Linked DNA regions of Mus musculus: region 2 is linked to region 1. The links are chromatin loops, found by intact Hi-C in ENCODE. Cell type or tissue: heart. All regions are shown on one strand.

What was found. A loop is a pair of places that touch in the nucleus more often than their neighbours do. Peaks named below come from ENCODE experiments on the same cell type or tissue, not always from the same donor. Only the 100,000 strongest peaks of a DNase experiment are listed, where the experiment ranks them.
Region 2: it touches region 1 in a loop (11-fold over the local background); 4 of 42 quality-filtered maps call a loop at or near these places.

Annotation. Positions count from the first base shown.
Region 1 is chr17:33,999,278-34,007,277 of GRCm38, forward strand. It overlaps H2-K1 (histocompatibility 2, K1, K region), which reads right to left and starts at 1,056. Exons shown (of 8, transcript NM_001001892.2): 1 at 917-1,056; 2 at 457-726; 3 at 1-269. The coding sequence starts at 980. Gm31082 (a long non-coding RNA gene) reads right to left here and starts at 4,871. Exons shown (of 3, transcript XR_385546.3): 1 at 4,311-4,871; 2 at 4,091-4,168; 3 at 3,102-4,005. In heart, a CTCF peak has its summit at 4,354 (motif pointing left); DNase peaks (open chromatin) are centred at 394 and 1,114; H3K4me3 peaks cover 1,473 bases; H3K27ac peaks cover 776 bases; H3K27me3 peaks cover 3,463 bases.
Region 2 is chr17:35,375,467-35,383,466 of GRCm38, forward strand. H2-Q4 (histocompatibility 2, Q region locus 4) reads left to right here and starts at 4,151. Exons shown (of 6, transcript NM_001143689.1): 1 at 4,151-4,241; 2 at 4,354-4,707; 3 at 4,895-5,170; 4 at 7,392-7,667; 5 at 7,795-7,910. The coding sequence starts at 4,178. The coding sequence ends at 7,889. In heart, no CTCF peak of the experiment used is centred here; DNase peaks (open chromatin) are centred at 4,075 and 4,785; H3K4me3 peaks cover 1,495 bases; H3K27ac peaks cover 1,285 bases; H3K27me3 peaks cover 497 bases.

The sequences.
Region 1 (8,000 bases):
CAGCAGCGTCGCGTTCCCGTTCTTCAGGTATCTGCGGAGCCACTCCACGCACGTGCCCTCCAGGTAGGCCCTGAGTCTCTCTGCTTCACCAGCCTGCTCCCACTTGTGTTTGGTGATCAGCGCCGCCATGTCCGCCGCCGTCCACGTTTTCAGGTCTTCGTTCAGGGCGATGTAATCGCAGCCGTCGTAGGCGTACTGCTGGTACCCGCGGAGGAGTCGCCCGTCGGACCCCACTTCACAGCCAGAGATCACCTGAATAGTGTGAGAGCCTGCGGGACCCCGCGGTCAGCCCCGCTCACCCGCCCCGGCCCCGCCCGCCCGCGGACTCCTCCAAACTGAAAGAGAAACCGGTTCCGGGTCCGTTCTGTTCCCGAACCTCGGACTTGGGACCCGGGACGTCAGCGTCCCTGTGTCGGGACGTGGAGGGGTCGTGACCTCCGACCCGGGGTCACTCACCGCCCTTGCTCTGGTTGTAGTAGCCGAGCAGGGTCCTCAGGTCCACTCGGAAACTCTGCTCATTGCCCTTGGCTTTCTGTGTCTCCCGCTCCCAATACTCGGGCCCCTCCTGCTCCATCCACCGCGCCCGCGGCTCATATCTCGGATTCTCCGCGTCGCTGTCGAAGCGCACGAACTCCGTGTCGTCCACGTAGCCGACTTCCATGTACCGGGGCTCCCCGAGGCCGGGCCGGGACACGGCGGTGACGAAATACCTCAGCGAGTGTGGGCCTGGGGGCGGCGCGCGGTGAGACCCGGACCACCTCACCAGACCCCGGGCGGCTGCGCGGGCTGAGAGGGGAGCAGGGCGCGGGACTCGGGTGGAGAAGGGGCGGAGGGTCCGGTGGGCGACCCGAGGACGCGGCTTCCCCGGTGCCGCCCCTCCCCTCAGAGGCCGTTTCCCTCCCGGCCCGGTACTCACCCGCGCGGGTCTGAGTCGGAGCCAGGGCGGCCGCCAACAGCAGGAGCAGCGTGCACGGTACCATCGCACCTGTCGGCGATTCGCGACTTCTGAGTTCTGCGGGCTGCGTGGACTTTATATCCAGCGTCCGCGGCGACACTGATTGGTTCTTGGTGATCGCGCCACCCAATGGGGGTAAGAGCTGACTGCGCGTCAACAGTGTCCGGACAGAAGGACCTGACCCAGGTTAGGTGCAGAAGTGAAACTGTGGAGATGGGGAATCCCCAGCCCTGGGCTTCCCCACCCCTGACCTCACTGCCTGGCGACTAAGACTTTGCCTGAACCCTGTGCTGTCGTCTCCGAGTTCTGATCCAGAAACTCTCAAAACACCAGGAGAGACCCGCAGGCCAGACTCTCTGTGTCCTCTCTTCCACTCTTCCTCTTTCTTCTTCTCTTCAGAAGTCAGACCCTGGAGTCTTCTAGAAGAAAAGCCTCTTCCGGGAATACAATGGCGACACAAGCGCTTAGGGATGCAGTGGAGAGAGAGGCTTTTCCTTAAAGTCAAGGCGCTGGGCTGCAAGCCCCACAGGGACCCCACAGAGACCAGGCTCTGTTCACCTGCAATGGGCGGCTCACACTGCCAAGCCTGAGTGCAGGACTCTCATCTGTTAAGTGTAGACTTTGCCTCTCCCCTCAGGATCTGTCTTCTCAGCCCTGTGCTGAGACACAGATTCCTTGTGTTAATTCCTAGATGAAAAGTCTGTGGCTGCAGGTGTGTGTGTGTGTGTGTGTGTGTGTGTGTGTGTGTGTGTATGTGTGTGTGTGTGTATTTGAAACAAGGATCTTCATTCTGAGTCCTGAGTTTGTCTCTGTGGATCTGGGACATTGTCTCAGCACAGGAGACCCCCTTGTCCACTGAAGAGAGACCCCGTGCAGACCACAGACAGCAGGGCACTGATCCCTGTCTCCACTGGACTTCTCTGTGTCTGCACTTCCATGGTGCAGTTGCTTTAGTGACTCAATCACAGTAGGAGAGGAGCTGTCACCAACTATAACACAGAATAAGGATGCTAGTGTGGTAGAAGTTATGTAATCTCTGACCCTCTCCCTCCCTCCCTGACCTTCACTCACACTTTTGAGCTGATGAGGTGAGGGACATGAATGTCACAGCTGTGTGGGACACGGGTTCTGATAATTGAGTTGGCCCCAGAGTTCCTCAGGCCTGTGCAGTGTGGACACTGGGAGAAAGATGATTCTCATGCCAGAGAGCACACACTGTGATGTGAGGTTTCATCCCTGATCAGTAGTGTGGGGAAAGATTAAATTTACCCATTTCATGATTCTGTGGATCTTTTCAAATCAGTCACAGAAGTGAAGTGGAAAGAAGAGCATAGATGGGTGGGGACTCCTGAAGAGAGTCACTCATCACACAGAGCAATGAATGCGTGTGACCACAGGTGTGAACTCCAGTCACCTCCCCATGCAGATCCCCACAGCAGCCCCCCAGCCTCACCAGGATTCAGCAGACCCTGTCTCCCTGAACCCCTCTTATTAGATGTTGTGAGCATTTTCCATGGGGACTTGATGCTCTTAGGTTTCTTCCTGATCAACCTAGGGATGCTGTTGGGGTTAGGCAGCTACACAAAGGATCTGTCTCCATTACTTTTCTTCTTATTTTACTATGGGTTTTGTTTGTTTGCTTGTTTAGACAAGGTCTATCTGCACAGCCCTGGCTATTCTGTAATTCATTATGTAGATCAGGCTGCCCTTGAACTCACAGAGATACATCTGCCTTTGCATCCTAAGTGCTGGGTGTGTTAGTTTTGGTTTTGTTGCTGTGAAGAAACACCATGACCAAGGCATTCCTTCTAAAGGGAGACATTTAATAGGGTCTGGCTTACAGTTTCAGGGATTTAGTCCATCATGACAGGAAGCATGCCAGTGTGCAGGTAGACATGGTGCTGGAGAAGGGGAGACTTCTACATCTTGATCCAAATGCAGCCAGGAAGAGGCTTTCATTCCACACTGGGCAGCTCATGAGCATAGGAGACCTCAAAGGCCAACCTCAAAGTGACACACTTCCTCTAACACAGTCACACTCCTAACATTGCCACTCCTTGTGGGCCAAGCTTTCAAACACATGAGTCTATGAGGCCACCTATTCAATCCACCACACTCAGATTGAAGGCATTGTCACCACACCAGCTTTAGCTAGTTTTTTATTGCTGTGATAAGACAGTGTAATCAAGGCAATACAAAAAAGAACATGTTTAATCTGTTCTCTAATTTCAGAGGGTTTGAGTCCATGATGGCAGAGGAAAGGTGTGGTAGAAAGCTGAGAACTCAGGACTTGATTTGCAAGCAAAAGACTGAGACACTGGGAAAAGTGAAATTCTGTTAAAACCTCAGTGCCCAACCCAGTGGCACACATCCTCCAACAAGGCCACACCTCCCAGTCCTTTCTGAACAGTTCCATCAGCTGGATTCGAAGGATTCATTCCTATGAGCCTGTGTGGCTGTTCTCATTCAAACCAGCACACCTTTCACTATGAAATGGAAGAGGCCAGCAGGGTTCTGCAGATGTGTCCAGTGCAATCTGACAGAGATACCCTCCAACAGGGGACTCTGCTGAGTTAGGTCTCCCCCTTTGCCTCTGTCTCCTCCTGCTCAGCCCCTCTCTGTCTCTGTCCCTCAGGCCTCTCCCCATCAGTGCCCAGCTCCCCTCCCTCCTGAGCTCTGCACTGACACTGTCTCTTCCTGGGCCTCTAGTTTCTCTCAAGGTGCTCAGCAGCAGGCTGTGGATCAGCTGTGTGGTTTCCTGATGTGAACATTCCAATGGTGGCTGGAGAGATGGCTCAGAGCTGAGAGCACGTGTTCCTGTTGCAGAGGATCCAGGGTGAGTTCCATCAGCACGTGGCGGCTGTCAACCATCTGCAACTTCAGTTCCAATGGACCCAATGCTTGTGTACCTACATACTCATGTACAAAAAAATAATTCTAATAAAAAATTTAAACATATGATTTCAAAATCCTTTCTCCTACATATCTAGAGTAGAGGCTGATAGTGGGCTCTTTAGACAAATCTGTATCACCAGCCAGTGAAGCCAGCTCTGGAATAGAACAGAAATGTATGATTGAAATACACTGTATGAAGACAATTTGCAAAAGAGTCATAGAATTAAAAATACAACATACTGATCACAGCCTCATCCCAGGAAAAAGACACAGTGTGTGCTCATCTCTGCACTTGAGCTGATGTTAGTTTTTGATTCCCTATGAACAAGATAAACTCCAATCAGATGTTTAAATGCTAATTTGTAACAGACCATGACACCCCAATATCCAGAGCATTCCTGCAGAGAAAGGTGTCCCCTTTCCCATCTTTCCTCCCACTGCAGACCCTCCAGGGTCTCACCTGTTGAAGATGACAGGGAAGAATCACATTCTTGGGCAACAGCGCCGCCTGGTGGAAGAAACAAAGAGGACAGCGTCTGAGCCCACAGAGCTGAGGGTAAAGGGGATCCAGGCTGCTGAGCTGCCCCAGGGCCTCCTTCCTGTGTGCACTTCTCCAGGGCTTTCAGGTCTCAGGCTGCCCTGCTCTCATCAAACTTACATCCCAAAGAACTTTACGTGCTTTTCCACCCGTGGAAAGAAAACTCCCGGTAAGAGGGGAGGCAGGAGGCAGAGTCATGAGTGCTAAAAGGAGCTGCAAAGCCCCAAACAGAGCAGTTCCAGAAGTCGGACAGGGACCATGATGTTGGTTCTTTGATGCCAGCTACATGTGGGGCTAACTAAAACCTCAAAATGGAGGACACCATCTGTGAGGCGTTTTTGCTTAATTTGAAGTGGGAAGATCAATTTCTGACCCTTTTCTTTGAGGTAGGAAGACACACCTGTAATCCAGAATATTTGAGCAGGAGCCCCTCCCCCTTTGTAATCCAAAATATTTGAGCGGGAGCCCCTCCCCCTTTGTAATCCAAAATAATTGAGCGGGAGCCCCTCCCACTTTCTGATCTGGGCCACGCCTTCTGCTGGAAGCCTACATGAAGACATGGAAGAAGGAAAGGCTTGCTCTGTGTCTGCTTGCTCCTGCTCCTGTTATCTGTCGGAGATTCCTGCTTGTCCTCCCTTGCTCTGAATAATGACGGCAGACTTACATTTGTTTTTGAATGCCTATGCTTTATGCTAGGCCTGTTTCCAGCTATCTCATAATTCAGTTATCCCATTCATACTATTCTAAGTTCTGCCATGTGACTGGTCACCTCTCCTCAGTTTCACACATACCACTTTCTATGAGCCCGTGTGACAAATCCCCCATGCTTCTCTCTTCCCAGAGTTCCTCTAACTGACCAGAATTCTGCCTTCTACTCTCTTTGCTACAGGACATAGAGTTTTTATTTTACCACTCAGGGTGCTTTAGGTAGGCAAGGTAGGACAGAGACTCATCTTCACACAGTGTACCACAACATTACTTCAACAATATACCTCTTAGTCCTATAAACAGCTCTTTCTCTGACATCATCAACTTTATACAATAAGAACAAGTATCAAAACGTAATATTAGGGCTGGAGAGATGGCTCAGTGCTTAAGAGCACTAACTGCTCTTCCAAAGGTCCTGAATTCAATTCCAAGAAACCACATAGTGGCTCACAACCATCTCTAATGTGATTTGTTGCCCTCTTCTGGTGTGTCTGAAGACAAAACAAACAACAGTGTACTCAAATACCTAAAATAAATAAATTAATCTTTTAAAAAATAAACTTAATTTTAAAAAGTTAAGAATTTGAGTTATTAATTATTTATTAATTATTATTAATTCTTCATTTAATTCATTAAGAAAATTAATTATGAAAATTAAGAATTTTAACTAATTCCCTTTCTTTTTTTTTTTTTCAAGACAAGGTTTCTCTGTGCAGCCCTGGCTATCCAGGAACTCACTCTGTAGACCAGGCTGGCCTCAAACTCAGAAATCTGCCTGCCTCTGCCCCTGAGTGCTGGGATTGAAGGCGTGGGCCACCACTGCCTGGCTTAATTAATTCTTAATATAAAATATAAGAATTACATTCATAATGTCTGTTTCATTTGTATTTGTCAACCACTAAGAAATTATCTATGTTATAAATCCAAAGTCCTATCTATCTCATGAGTCCAAAGTTCTTTCCCTAATTCCTTTTCAATCATAACTTGAAATTATCCACCTATAAATATCTTCCTAGACCTAAATAGTTTTCTTGAATCCTAAACAACCTAAGCTTGCTGTGAGACTGTGACTATGCAGTCTTCCCCCAATCAGTGACCTGAGAAGGATAAATATTCCCTGAGAAAACAGCAAGTGCAGAGCAAGCAGCTTCCTTACAAAGCTACGGAAATGGCAGAGATCGCTGGCTGCCTGGACAGTCACCCAAGATTCTCCTGCAGTGCTGGGGCATCCATCTTTGCCTAGTGGCCCAGTATATGATGGACTTTTTTGTGAAGCAGGAACATTGAAGGAGTTCCCCAACTTGTCTTGGCAAAGCTCACCAGTCCACTTCCTCTGTGTTCTGCTTGTCCCCGGTTAGGACTGCATGCAGTCTGCAGTTGAAGTAAGGGCATATTTTTGGCTGGTGCCACAGTTGAAGTGAACTCCATATGGAGGTTCTTCTACGCCCATCATCTTCTTTGAAGCACAATGGAGGCACTGCCAGGAGCAGTTATATCTCACTGTTATGGAAAGCCTGGTGTTGGAAAACATTTTTGAATGCCATATCCTGTAGATGTCTGAGATTGTTGAAGACCACTTATGTATCTACAGTGTATCAGAATAGGCGAGTGTTGCTTGTTTCGAGCTACCCACTATCTCTTCAACTTTAGAAACATCTACAAGAGGCTAAAGAAAGCTTATTTCTGTAATTAACATCATTAGTTCCTAACATGTCCATAAGTTTGATTAACTGACTACCCACTTACATTTCTTAATTATCTTGAACTGTTTGCAATAGTTTCTTTCAAGGACTGGAACTTAACATTACATTTTAAAGTGAGTTGCATAGGTGCAATACCTTAACATTGAAACATGTGTATGGTAAGTTGTAGCAAATATAAGCTTAAATTTCTCTCAATGCACAAAAATCCAAATCAGTATAAAATATTTGAGACCAGTGGTTGATTCTCTTTACTCTGAAAGCAGATTCAACAACCTCCCCTCTTATCCTGTCGTTCCTTTATAATCCTGACATGGAATTTCTAGTCTTTGGAAAGTCAGTTATGTCAAATGATGGTTTGCTGGAGCACACAGGTGAAAGAATGCTTTGCTGAAGCAGACTTGTGAAAGGACCTGTGATGAAGGAGTATAACTGTGACCCCACACAGTCGGGGATGAGCAGTGAGCATGTGGTTTATTTTGCTCTGCCTTACTATTCTTCACTAACAGCAGGCATGTATTTGTTTGCCTTACATAGTTGTTGAGATCTACTTGTGGTAATGCCACCATTGAGAGAAACTCTCCAGAGAACTGCTCCTGAGGTTTCTGCAGCTCCTTGGTTGGTGAGCCTTGTGGTTTCTACAGTATTGATCTACAGTTGCTGGTTCAGGCATAGTGTCTGCCTGCTGAGAGGACTGGACTGCAGCTGCTGGTTCCTGTCTGGGGTCTGCTGGCCGAGAAGTCTGGACTGCAGCTGTTGATTGGTATTTGGTGTTTGCCACGGGACTGAACTGCTGACAGAGAAGATTGAGCTTGCCCCAAAGGAGCCATTGTAAACCAGGTCCACTTCCCCAATATCTTAATAGTTTTTCTTTTTTACTGCCTCTTCTGGGTGGTAGACAAAAGAAGAGGCTGAACATTTGTTAAAGTAGGTTTGAAAATATTTATGTCTACATAACCCTTTTTTCTTTTCAGCCCTTCTCCTGCTTCAATCCTAACATTGACAAACCTCCTACACCCTTGTCAAGTAGTGCTATTCCTTGATGAAGATGTCAATATATGAGCCTATGGCAGCCATTCATATCCCAGCACTTGGGAGGCAGAGGCAGACAGATTTCTGAGTTCAAGGCCATCCTGGTCTATAGAGTGAGTTCCGGGGCAGCCAGGGCTACACAAGGGAAACCCTGTCTCAAAAAGCAAACAAA
Region 2 (8,000 bases), 1.4 Mb after region 1:
AACCCGGGCACTTTTGGTCACTGGTTTCTAGCACCACTAAATTGTGGGCATTGGCATTTCATGTGGCCTGGCTGTCCACATTTAAAACAGTTATTTATTCTTCTGGCCACCTTTTCCTTGTGATATCTGTATGACAGCGGCAGCCAGGCCAGAATTAGAAAGAGGACTCCTATTTCTCTGCATATTTTCATCCAGACCTCTAATCCTTTTTGCTTATATGGATTAATTGCTTGCCTGCATTCGTTGGTGCACTGTTCAAAAATCAGCTGCTTCAGTAGAAGCATGGCAGCATCAGGGTCTCCAAAAACACGGTCTCCTGCCTCTACAAGATGAGCCACAAAATCTGCAAATGGCTCCATGGGGCCTTGGATGATCTTGGTTAAATTCCCACTCACTTCCCCTCTATTAGGAAGGGATTTCCATGCTTTTGTTCCTATCTAATAAGATCTGTTCTTCTATCAAAAGATCTGTTCATAAACCTGGATGGGATAATTTATTTGAGCCGCTACAAATCTTCCTTGCCCTAACAACATGTCCTGATCCCAGGCGGGCTGGCCTGTACCCGCATTTATTGCTGCTTGCTCTGCTGCAAACTCAATGAAAAATGCCTTCCAGTCTAAATATTGGCCTGGTGACAAGCAGGCGCTAGACAGATTCTGCCAATTGCTTGGAGTCATGCAGTAGCAGTGCAGGTTCTCTAATTGCGCTCTTACAAAAGCAGCGCTGACACCGTAAGTACGAACCCCTTCCGCTAATCTTTGAACAATCTTCCAATCAAGCGGCTCGTGATAATGACCTCCCTGTGCATCCTGAAATACAGGAAAGCACTGGGCTCGCAGTTCCCTCCAGGTTTCTGAATGCAGACTATGCCCCGATGCTCCGTCAGGGGCATACGGAGGCGGCCACGGTGGCCCTGGCGCCGAAGGTTCTACCTTCATTTTCACTTTCTCTAGACTGTCGGCTATGCTTTCCAGATCATCCTCAGACATATCCCCATCACTAGAACTTCCTTCTGCCTCTGACTTTTGGGATAGCTCCTCTCTCACCTGATTCAGTGCCTCATTGCCCTTTTGGAGTTCCGCTCCACAATTTCCTTATCCTCAATACAATTCCGTACTAGCTTCCACACTGGCAGCACCCCTTTAGTGAGAACTCCCTGTTCTTCTGCAAACTTCAAGTCCTTCCCTAACTTCTCCCAACTGAGCCCCGTAATATGTCCTGATATGGGAAACCAAGGAGTGACCTGATCCACAACTTTTAAAAAGTTCTCCAGGGTCTCCTTTTTCAGCCCGATTCCTTTCACTTTCAGCAAGTCCTTAAGGGCTTGGTGCACTGTTTGACCTGAGGTTGAATTTCCCATTGGGCTTGGTGCAACTTGTCCCCAAACCAGGAAACTTATCGTCTCAATCTGAGAACTTAAATTGTCCCATTTACATGGGAACCTTACCAGCTAGCTGCCCTGACTACGATGAGTTCTGAACATCCCCGCACGGGCCACCATTTGTTGCCTCCGATTCCGACCAGCAGAAAGGAACTACGACACATAGCGTTCTTCTCAAAGCAGTTTATTCAGGAACCTTTCAACATGCATGCAGGAATCTCTCTCCAGAAATCAATCTCTCTAGGAATCTCCTTACTCCACCCCCAATCGCAATCCCTTATATAACCCCTCAACCACGCCCCATCAGCCCAGTCCATGTAACAGCAGTCCATTGGCCAGAATCATCACTCATCATATGGTCCGATCCTGCATCATGGTGCACCTGCTCAGTTCTCACAATGGTCGTGACTTTTTTTAAGGTGTATGAGGAAGTCAGGTACAAGTCATAAGACTTGGCTGCAGTCCCGGGCGCCATCTTGGGACTGTTGCCACACCGGCTCCTCACACCCAGTGTCTCAGCCTTTGCTTGCAAATCAAGTCCTGAGTTCTCAGCTGTTCCTCCACCACCTTCACTCTGTCATCATGGACTCAAAACCTCTGAATCTAGAGAAGAGATTAAACACATTCTTTTATATGTTGCCTTGGTTACAGTGTCTTATCACAGTAATAAAAAACTAACTGAAGCTGGTGTGGTGACACAGGCCTTCAATCCCAGTGTGGTGGATTGAATAGGTGGCCCCATAGACTCATGTGTTTGAAAGCTTGGCCCACAAGGAGTGGCACTATTAGGAGGTGTGACCTTGTTGGAGGAAGTGTGTCACTGTGAGGTTGGGCTTTGAGGTCTCCCATGCTCATGCTCTGCCCAGTGTGGAAGGAAAGCCTCTCCCTGGCTGTCTTTGGATCAAGGTGTAGAAGTCTCATCTCCTCCAGCACCATGTGTACCTGCACACTGGCATGCTTCCTGTTATAATGGACTAAATCCCTGAAACTGTAAGCCAGCCTCTACTAAATGTTTCTCTTAGGAAGGAATGCCTTGGTCATGGTGTTTCATCACCACAACAAAACCAAAACTAAGACACCCAGCACTTAGGATGCAAAGGCAAGGGCAACATGATCTACATAATGAATTCCCGAATAGCCAGGGCTGTGCAGATAGACCTTGTCAAAAAAAAAAAAAACAAAAAACAAAAAAAAAAAAAAAAAAAAAAAAAAACAACACATAGTAAAATAAGAAGAAATGTAATGGAGACAGATCCTCTCTGTGAAGCACTGCCTAACCCCAACAGCATCTCTAGGTTGGTCAGGAAGAAACCTAAGAGCATCAAATCCCCACGGAAAATGCTCACAGCATCCAATAACAGTGGTTCAGGGAGACAGGGTCTGCTGAATCCCGGTGAATCTGGGGGGCTGCTGTGGAGATCTGCATGGGGAGGTGACTGGAGTTCACACCGGTGGTCACACACATTTGTTGCTCTGTGTGATGAGTGACTCTCTTCAGGAGTCCCCACCCAACTCTGCTCTTCTTTCCACTTCACTTCTGTGGCTATGGTTTGAAAAGATCCACAGAATCATGAAATGGGTAAAATTAATCTTCCCCCACACTACTGATCAGGGATGAAACCTCACATCACCAGTGTGTGCTCTCTGGCATGAGAATCATCTTTCTTCCAGTGTCCACACTGCACAGGCCTGAGAAACTCTGGGGCCAACTCGGTTATCAGAACCAGTGTCCCACACAGCTGTGACATTCATGTCCCTCACCTCATCAGTTCAAAAGTGTGAGTGAAGGTCAGGGAGGGAGGGAGAGGGTCAGAAATTACATAGCTTCTACCGTACTATCATCATTATTCTGTGTTATAGTTGGTGACAGTTCCTCTCCTACTGTTATTGAGTCACTAAAGCAACTGCACCATGGAAGTACAGTCACAGAGAAGTGAAGTGGAGACAGGGATCAGTGCCCTGCTGTCTGTGGTCTGCACAGGGGTCTCTCTTCAGTGGACAAGGGGGTCTCCTGTGCTGAGACAATGTCCCAGGTCCACAGAGACAAACTCAGAAGGAAGATCTTTGTTTTTAAAAAAACAAAAAAGAAACAAACAAAAAACCTGCAGCCACAGACTTCATCTAGGAAGTGACACAAGGAATCTGTGTCCCAGCACAGGGCTGAGAAGACAGATCCTGAGGGAAAAGACGAAGTATCCTCTTTATAGAAGAGAGTCCTGCACTCAGGCTTGGCAGTGTGAGCCGCCCACTGCAGGTGAACAGAGCCTGGTCTCTGTGGTGTTCTAATGGGGCTTGCAGGCCAGCGCCTCTGCTTTAAGGAGAAGCCTCTCTCCACTGCATCCCCAAGCGCTTGTGTTGCCATTGTATTCCTGGAAGTGGCTTTTCTTCTGGAAGGCTCCAGGGTCTGACTTCTGAAGAGAAGAAGGAAGAGGAAGGGTGGAGGGAAGATACAGAGAGTCTGGCCTGCAGGTCTCTTCTCTCCTGGTGTCCTGACAGCTTCTGGGTCAGAACTCGGAGACACCAAGACAAACAGCTCTCTGTCCACAGCACAGGGTTCAGGCAAAGTCTTAGTCTCCAGGCAGTGAGATCAGGGGTGGGGATTTCCCATCTCCCCAGTTTCACTTCTGCTCCTAACTTGGGTCAGGTCCTTCTGCCCGGACACTGATGACTTACTGGCAGTTCTCACCCCCATTGGGTGACGTGATCACCGGGAACCAATCATCGTCGCCGCGGGAGCAGGTTATAAAGTCCACACAGCCCGCCAGAGTCAGATGCCCAGAATCCCAGAGGGGAGCAATGGCGTCAACAATGCTGCTTCTGCTGGTGGCAGTCGCCCAGACCCTGATCGAGATCCGCGCGGGTGAGTACCGGGTCCGGAGGGAAATGGCCTCTGAGGAAAGGGGAGGGGGCGGCACGGGGGAAGCCGCGTCCCGGCGTCGCCCACCTGACCCTCCGCCCCTTCTCCACCCTAGCCCCGCGCCCTGCTCCCCTCCCGGCCCGCTCACCCGCCGGGGGTCCCGGAAGGAGTTCGGGGTCTCACCGCGCCCTGCCTCCAGGCCCACACTTGCTGAGTTATTTCTACACCTCCGTGTCCCGGCCGGGCCTTGGGGAGCCCCGGTTCATCTCTGTCGGTTACGTGGACAACACGGAGTTCGTGCGCTTCGACAGCGACGCGGAGAATCCGAGATATGAGCCGCGGGCACCGTGGATGGAGCAGGAGGGGCCGGAGTATTGGGAGCGGGAAACACAGAAAGCCAAGGGCAATGAGCAGATTTTCCGAGTGAACCTGAGGACCCTGCTCAGCTACTACAACCAGAGCGCGGGCGGTGAGTGACCCCGGATCGGAGGTCACGACCCCTCCACGTCCCAAAACAGGGGCCCGAGACGTCCCGGGCCCCAAGTTCGAGGTTCTGAGCAGAACGGACGCGGGACTGGTTTCCCTTTCAGTTTGGAGGAGTCCGCGGGTGGGCGGGGCCGGGGCGTGTGGGCGGGGCTGACCGCGGGGTCCCGCAGGCTCTCACACTATTCAGGTGATCTCTGGCTGTGAAGTGGGGTCCGACGGGCGCCTCCTCCGCGGGTACCAGCAGTTCGCCTACGACGGCCGCGATTACATCGCCCTGAACGAAGACCTGAAAACGTGGACGGCGGCGGACATGGCGGCACAGATCACCCGACGCAAGTGGGAGCAGGCTGGTGCTACAGAGAAAAGCAAGGCCTACCTGGAGGGCGCGTGCGTGCAGTCCCTCCGCAGATACCTGGAGCTCGGGAAGGAGACGCTGCTGCGCACAGGTGCAGGGGCCGCGGGCAGCTCCTCCCTCTGCCCTCGGGCTGGGGCTCAGTCCTGGGGAAGAAGAAACCCTCAGCTGGGGTGATGCCCCTGTCTCAGAGGGGAGAGAGTGACCCTGGGTCTCCTGATCCCTCATCACAGTGACTGCACTGACTCTCCCAGGGCTCAGCCTTCTCCCTGGACAGTGCCCAGGCTGTCTCAGGAGGGAAGGAGAGAATTTCCCTGAGGTAACAACAGCTGCTCCCTTCAGTTCCCCTGTAGCCTCTGTCAGCCATGGCCTCTCCCAGGCCGGGTTCTCAGCCCACTGTCTGTAGACACTGACTCCTGTCCTGCTGAGTGTGTCAGCCCTTACACCTCAGGACCAGAAGTCGCCTTTAACTGATGGGAGACATGGACTACCCTACACTAGGCTGATTGCCTCAGTTTCCTGAATTTTCAAAAGAATACATTCTCCCAGATCCCTCCCTGTCTGTGGGGTTTCCACCCCTTCGACAACCTAATTCTCTCTATTCCTATAGTGGTGGTCACATCAGCCCTTATGGGGTACCCTGGAGGAATATCAATAGTGGAATTTCTTCTTCTTCTTCTTCTTCTTCTTCTTCTTCTTCTTCTTCTTCTTCTTCTTCTTCTTCTTCTTCTTCTTCTTCTTCTTCTTCTTCTTCCTTCTCTCTCTCTCTCTCTCTCTCTCTCTCTCTCTCTCTCTCTCTCTCTCTCTCTCTCTCTCTCTCTCTCTTCGATTTTTTGAGATAGGGTTTCTCTGTATAGCCCTGGCTGTCCTGGAACTCACTTTGTAGACCAGGATGGCCTCGACCTCAGAAATCCGCCTGCCTCTGCCTCCCCAGTGCTGGGATTAAAGGCGTGTGCCACCTTGCCCAGCCTTTCTTATTTCTTTACTTTTTTTTTTTTTTTTGGAGGGGGTAATTTTGTTTCTAGTCATCTTTTGTCTTTTGTCTGCACTGGAGTGATCCTGTTTCTCCCTGCCCTTATATTATCATGTGTATCAGTCTCCACAGGTGCCAGGGAAGTTAAGACAAGTTAAATCAGGGTTCTCTTTAAAGGAGAGATTCCTGTGAACTTAGACTGTTTCCTGTCAGAACTAAACATCCAGAAGCCTCCTGCTCTTCCTCTGTCCCACAAGTTACAGTGCTCCCCCCCCCCCCCCAGTGAATCTGGACTTGGACTCTGAGAGACAGGGTCTTCTGCAATCCAGGGCTGGAGTGAGAGGGAAGACCACACACCCTGTGAGCCCACTGTGTTGCAGTGAGTGCTGCACTGGGGTCCACAGCATACTCCAGGGATCCTGTGTGACACACCTGTACCTTGTCCCCCAGAGTCAGGGGCTGGAAGTCATTTTCTCTGGCTGAGTGTCAGAGGTTGACACCATTTCTGCTACACACTCTGTGATGGCTGCTCACTTGGACTGGCGGTTATGCTAGTTAGCAAGATGAACACAGTGGTTTAGTCTCAGTTGTCACACCCTTCCAGTGGCATATGGCTCTAATTTCTACTTTTGATACGAACTCAAACACTTATTAAATTAGTTAGTTTCCATTCCATCTTCCATTCTAGTCCATTCATGCTAAAGAACATCACATAAGGACTGCCAGGATGACCCACTGGCTCATGTGGATTCCCTCTTAGCTTCTGAGTCCCCCAGAAAAATGTGCAGCTGAGGAAACCAGCTCTGCCTGCAGGTCACCAGTGCCATGACAGTTGAAGTGTCAAACAGACACATTGTTCAGTGTCATCAGTGATTTAACTGTGCCTTGTGTAGATTTCAGAGGGTCTTGTTAATTGTGGTACTTTTTTTTGTTTTTTGTTTTTTTTTTTTTTTGTTTTGTTTTCAAGACAGGATTTTTCTGTATAGCCCTGGCTGTCCTGGAACTCACATTGTGGACCAGGCTGACCACGAACTCAGAAATCTGCCTGCCTCTGCCTCCCGAGTGCTGGGATTAAAGGCGTGTGCCACCACCAACCAGCTAATCGTGAGATTTCTTTCTTTTTTCTTTTCTTTTCTTCTTTTTTTTTTTTTTTTTGTTGTTGTTGTTTTGTTTTTTGAGACAGGGTTCTCTGTGTATCCCTGGCTGTCCTTGAACTCACTTTGTAGACCAGGCTGGCCTTGAACTTAGAAATTTGCCTGCCTCTGCCTCCGGAGTGCTGGGATTAAAGGCATGTGCCACTACCAACCAGCTAATTGTGGGATTTCTTAAATCTTCCACACAGATCCTCCAAAGGCACATGTGACATGTCACCACAGATCTGACGGTGATGTCACCCTGAGGTGCTGGGCCCTGGGCTTCTACCCTGCTAACATCATCCTGACCTGGCAGTTGAATGGGGAGGAGCTGACCCAGGACATGGAGCTTGTGGAGACCAGGCCTTCAGGGGATGGAACCTTCCAGAAGTGGGCATCTGTGGTGGTGCCTCTTGGGAAGGAGCAGAATTACACATGCCATGTGCACCATGAGGGGCTGCCTGAGCCCCTCACCCTGAGATGGGGTAAGGAGGGTGTGGGTGCAGAGCTGGGGTCAGGGAAAGCTGGAGCCTTTTGCAGACCCTGAGCTGCTCAGGGCTGAGAGCTGGGGTCATGACCCTCACCTTCATTTCCTGTACCTGTCCTTCCCAGAGCCTCCTCCATCCACTGTCTCCAACATGGCGAACGTAGCTGTTCTGGTTGTCCTTGGAGCTTGGCCATCATTGCAGCTGTGGTGGCTTTTGTGATGAAGAGAAGGAGACACACAGGTAGGAAAGGGCAGAGTCTGAGTTTTCTCTCAGCCTCCTTTAGAGTGTGCTCTGCTCATCAATGGGGAACACAGGCACACCCCACATTGC